Regions from separate parts of the Homo sapiens genome. Here region 2 is linked to region 1. A link is a contact called in ENCODE Hi-C or POLR2A ChIA-PET data. All regions are on one chromosome and are shown on one strand. The core of a region is the stretch at or near the end of the contact, and the rest is flanking DNA. Distances in the headings are between cores, read along the strand shown.

Evidence for each region. A loop is a pair of places that touch in the nucleus more often than their neighbours do. ChIA-PET counts read pairs that join two places held with the same protein, here RNA polymerase II (POLR2A). Pooled maps may share reads with other maps.
Region 2: a loop to region 1 is called in a map of astrocyte of the cerebellum, with 2.7 times the contacts of the local background. The contact joins two enhancer-like sites. A Hi-C loop is called at or near these places in 1 of 168 maps with a recorded cell type or tissue (astrocyte of the cerebellum), 37 of 37 single-sample maps with no recorded cell type and 10 of 50 pooled maps. POLR2A ChIA-PET finds 5 or more read pairs at or near these places in 2 of 52 experiments (GM12878 and OCI-LY7).

The regions. Positions count from the first base shown.
Region 1 is chr3:170,562,878-170,565,577 of GRCh38, reverse strand. The region is part of intron 1 of SLC7A14 (solute carrier family 7 member 14); the gene reads left to right. All of the region lies in intron 2 of SLC7A14-AS1 (SLC7A14 antisense RNA 1), which reads right to left. Among named protein-coding and RNA genes, the nearest start is that of SLC7A14, 22 kb to the left of the region's middle. Within about 2 kb of position 1,442, at least 3 of the 41 ENCODE cell types and tissues checked have a DNase peak (open chromatin) inside an H3K27ac peak, as active enhancers do.
Region 2 is chr3:170,642,100-170,644,799 of GRCh38, reverse strand. All of the region lies in intron 2 of SLC7A14-AS1 (SLC7A14 antisense RNA 1), which reads right to left. Among named protein-coding and RNA genes, the nearest start is that of SLC7A14, 57 kb to the right of the region's middle. Within about 2 kb of position 1,444, at least 2 of the 41 ENCODE cell types and tissues checked have a DNase peak (open chromatin) inside an H3K27ac peak, as active enhancers do.

The DNA.
Region 1 (2,700 bases), core at 193-2,692:
TCCTCCTCGCTGTCTACAGACCCATCAAGGAGGCTGTTGTCACCCCTTTTTCCTAGGAAAAGTATCAAAGAGGGAGACAATTTGCACAAATCTTGTTCTAGCTTAGCTTGAAAATAACCACCATGGACACATGCACATGAACACATGCAGCCCCCAGTCTTTTATCTGCAACTGCCTCTATTTAACTTTAGCCTGCTCAAATCCAGCAGATCAGCAGAACCATGGCAGCCCCACTCCCAAGGAAAGGACTAGACCCTGACTAGTCACTTATTTTCTAGTCCTCTTAGCTACTACTGCAGTTGAGAGCCATCACCTCCTTGCATTGCTCATCTCAGCTAGCGAAGAGCCCAGGCAGGGTCTCCTCTACCATGCTACCCTACTCTACCCCACCCCTGCCAGGCCAGGGATTCCTACTTCCTGCTTGTATGTCTCACCTCCTATGCCAACTTGGTTCTCTTTCTTGTGAAACAACTGAAGTTGCCTTGAAATAGTAAGGGCAGAACACAGAATCTATCCTGGTCTTCAGAGCCTAAAGAGACTAGAGATTTCCTTCTAACAATCGAGGCTTCTGTAGCAAGAACCAGATTATTGAATTTCTAGAAGTCCTAAAACAAAACAAAACAAAACAAAAACCCACTCACTTCTCAAAATAGGCCTACAGGGCCTGAATCTACATAAAGCCCAAAGCAGGAAAGACAGGAAAGACTTAGTTGCCAAACAAGTGCTATAGAAAGTGCAAGTTACATTAAAATTAGAGGTAGCAGTTGGTCCACCCCCATCACCTAGAGTACTGACAACACTGCGTTTTAATATGTATGCACCAGGCATTTCATATACATTAACACAAATTAGGGCAACAGTCCTATAAGGTGGACATTATCCTCATTTTTTAGATGAAGAAACCAGTGCTTAGAAAGAATATACACTTGTAACAGGTAGGGCAAGGACTGTAACACAGACTTGTCTGGCTTCAGAGACTAGAGGCTTTGTAGAAAGCTACCTTGCCTCTGCAAAAGGATAAACTGCTAAAACATAAACTTCATGAAATAAAACCAAAATCAGTAAACTGGAGGGAGACCCCTGTGTCCTGGGACTATTGCCTCTAACTAGCAGCATGACCCTGGGCACATCTTTTGGGTTTCAGTTTCTTTGTCTATGAAATGACAGTGTCAGATCCAATTGTTTCTTCCAGCTCCAGCACTGGAGAGTGTGCTTTCTAGTCCTGCATGCCTCCTCAGCGAGCAAGGGACCAGCAGCTACAATCTAACCTCAGCACAACAGATCTCTAACAACAGGAAGTGCCTTTTCGGAGGCTCTGGAAATGATTCAGAATCAGTTTCTGTTCTCCAGTGAGGACCTATAATTTCTATGACTGCAATTCCCCACTGGTCAGGGCTGGCTTAGGTAGCATTCACTGCTGTTTATTACCCCGCCACTCCATGACACTCTCTGACGACACTGGAGAGAGGATCTGTGCTCCATACTTGTCACACATGGGTTTAAAGGGGTAGTGACTCAAAAGTGAAATGGGGAGAAAAGATAAATGTTACACACCCACACATAGCTCTTATATGAAAATCCATCACTAGAACATAATAGTAAGGCTGGAATTATTTACTGATAAGGATTCGTTATTTAATAAAAGAAATCACCAGGATTCCTATCAGTAGTGTGTTCACAGTTCATCAAAGACTGAATGTGATGAAGAGATAAATCTAAATCTAATGTACTATGAATCAAAGCTAACCAAATGCAGATGAAAACCAAAGAGGGTGCATGTATTATTTAATGTGAAAATGGGATACTCTGTTTGCAAAAATTTGCTTTATATACAATCTTTAAGACCAGTGTTTGTTGGGCCGGGCGCGGTGGCTTACGCCTGTAATCCCAGCAGTTTGGGAGGCTGAGGTGGGTGGATCACCTGAGGTCAGGAGTTCGAGACTAGCCTGACCAACATGGTGAAACCCTGTCTCTACTAAAAAAAATACAAAAATTAGCTGGGCATGATGGTGGGTGCCTGTAATCCCAGCTACTCAGGAGGCTGCGGCTGGAGAATTGCTTGAACCCAGGAGGCAGAGGTTGCAGTGAGCCGAGATCGCACCATTGCACTCCAGCCTGGGCGACAGAGTAAGACTCCATCTCAAAAAAAAAAAAAAAAAACAAACAAACAAACAGTGTTTGTTGAACTGATGTGAGTGCACCTTTTTTGCAGCAGGAGGCCCAGCAATATAAATCTTTGCAAATGGGCGGGGTACACACCAGTAAGAGAGAGGGAGGGAGGTGAAGGTGAGATATGAGACAGCAGATGTGTGCATAGAAAGGCATCATGGTGGCAAATATTGTATTGACTTTTTTTAAAATGGAAGGGTGTTGATAGAAGAGAGGTTGAGATGCAATTCTTCAAGTTAAATGACCAAAAAGAAGCTTCACCTAAACCATCTAGAATATCAGTAGGGTTCCTTTGGTCAGCACATTAACCATTAAAGGGAGTTTTACAGGTGAAAATAATATTTCTTGGCCAGGAACAGTAGTGCACACCTGTAATCCCAGCACTTTGGGAAGCCCAGGTGGTCAGTTGACTTGAGGCCAGAAGTTTGAGACCAGCCTGGCCAACATGGCAAAACCCCATCTCTACTAAAAAATACAAAAATTAGACAGGAGTGGTAGTGTGCACCTGTAATCCCAGCTACTCAGGAGGCT
Region 2 (2,700 bases), core at 195-2,694, 79 kb before region 1:
CACAAGGAGGTACTGCTCAAAATCAGATCACCCTTGCTTGGGTCCCCATTCTGGCAGCTGCACTTCTGCTCTGTACCCATGGCGTGCCTCAGCCCTGGAATCCAATATTTGCCCCTGCCGGCCCTTGTGTTTGTGTTTGTGTCTGTATTAGCCTGTTCTCGTGCTGCTAATAAAGTCATACCCAAGACTGGGTAATTTACAGAGGAAAGAGATTTAATTGACTCACAGTTCAGCATGGCTGGGGAGGCCTCAGGAAACTTACAATTATGGCAGAAAGGGAAGCAAACATGTCCTTCTGCACATGGTGGCAGGAAGGAGAAGTGCCATGCAAAGGGGGAAAAGCCCCCCTTATAAAACCATCAGATCTCATGAGAACTCACTATCACAAGAAGTGATACAATTCAATCACTTGAATTAAAGTGATTGAATTGTATCACTTCACACAAGAAGTGTAACAATTCAAGATGAGATTTGGGTGAGGACACAGCCAAAACATATCAGAGTCTCAGCAACCTGACCAGAGACACATGGGCCTTCTAAGATTGGAGCCCTCATTAATCCTTCTCCCTTTATTAGAGGTTTCTTAAGCTTTTGCCTGATTTCTGAATCCTGCCTGCTCCCAGGCTTACAATTCCACCTTCTATGCACTGCTGGGCCCCTCATGCATACCAGCTGTGTCACTGGGGAGTGCACGCCTGTTGCAGTGTCCTCTAGATGCCTTCTTCCACCTGCTTAATGCACGTCCTGCCACCCCACCCACCCTGGGAGCTGGGTCTGTTTACAGGGCCCTTTCCCTTGCACTTACGACAGCCCTGGTGCACTTCCCCACTTCTGGTTTCCATCTCCTAATCTGTACACAAGCAAGAGGCTTGCTTTAGTGATCCCTACAGCCTCTTTCAAGCCAAACATTCTATGATTCCCAAATCTGATCAATGATAACAGTGAGCATCAGAGTGCATGCAGAAAGTCCTTATGTTGGCTCTGGTTATCTTAAAACTTAGCCTACTAGCACATAATCTCAACATTCATAGAGGGCAAAACCATCAAGCAGGCTTGTTTTTAGTCAACGCACAAACAAAACCTGCATGGTTGGTTGATTGCATTGTTGAATAATCTCCTGGTAAGTTTCCTATTAATTTAAGTCTTTGTACCTCCAGCATTCTGGCTAATGCTTCACTCCACTCATCTTAAGTATATTTAGCTCACTCATTTTCCTCAGTTCTGTAAATTGAAGCAAAATACCTCCATGCTCCCTCTGATTTCCACAAAGCCTGCAAAAGCAGCTACCTTTAAAGAGGTCAAAACAGAAGAGATGCCACTTAAGGACAAATGAGGTCAGGCCTGGCCCTTGGACTTGGCTCTTCAAGTTCTGCTCTGTTGGCTGTGTACAGAATAAATTTTGGCTCCCAGCTGGCTGTGGTGGCCTGGACACAGATACACTGTGTTCATGGGCAGATCACAAGGGCCAGACCAATGATCTTTGCCAAACTCCTCACAGGCGGGAGGTTCTGAATCCCAGGGACTTCCAAGGTGGAAAGAAACTGCAGGTCGTTCAGGGCAACCCCTCTCCTTTACAAAGAAGAAAATGAGGCCCAGAAATGTCAAGTACCTTCTCTGAGGTTGCACATCAAATTAGTATGTGCTCATCTATGCTGTCTCTTTCATTCTGTCTGACCTGGAAATTCTGCTTTGTGGACTTTATGCCACAGATCTGCTCACACACAGGCACAATGATGTATAAGCAAGGTTATTCACTGCAACACGGCAGCAGAGTACAACACTGGAAGCAGCTTCAGTAACCATCAGGAGAGGACTGATGTTCAATGGAATGCTAAGCACCTGTAAGGAAGACTGAGGTAGCTCTCCATGTGCTGATATGGAAAGATCTCTGAGATACCTTAGATGAAGAACCCAAGGTGCTAAGCTGTGCCTATGGTATGCTACTGTTTGTGTGAAAATGGAGAAAAAGGCTAAGAGTATATGTGTGTGTGTGTGTGTGTGTGTGTGTGTGTGTGTGTGTTTGCTTATAACAGGTATGACTTTCATCTTGTTTGCCTATAGAGAGGGGAACTGCATGGCTGGGGATGCGAGGCAGAATTTTCACTATAAAACTTTTAACTAGGCTGGGCACGGTGGCTCACACCTGTAATCCCAGCACTTTGGGAGGCTGAGGCGGGCCGATCACGAGGTCAGGAGATCCACACCATCCTGGTTAACATGGTGAAACCCCCTCTCTACTAAAAATACAAACAATTAGCCAGGCATGGTGGCGTGCGCCTGTAGTCCCAGCTACCCGGGAGGCCGAGGAAGGAGAATTGCTTGAACCCAGGAGGCTGAGGTTGCAGTGAGCCGAGATCGCACCACTGCACTCCAGCCTGGGCTACAGAACGAAACAGTGTCAAAAAAAAAAAAAACTTCTAACTGTTGGTGCCATATTATTACTCATTCAAAAGCTTAAGTAAACATATAGACCATGTGGCAGACTGGGGTCCAGGTGGCTTGTCCAAGGTGATTCAGCTGGCTAAATGACAGAGCTGCTCCTGGGTCCCGGTCCTCCTTATTCTTGGCATGCACATACAAAAAAAAATGCTTTCCAAAATACTTGTTAAGTTCTAGAAAGAGGGAAGTGGTCAATTCAGAAGAGGAGGGGAAAATGGGGGAGGGGAGTAGAATACTGTTAAGGTGAAGACAGAAGACAGG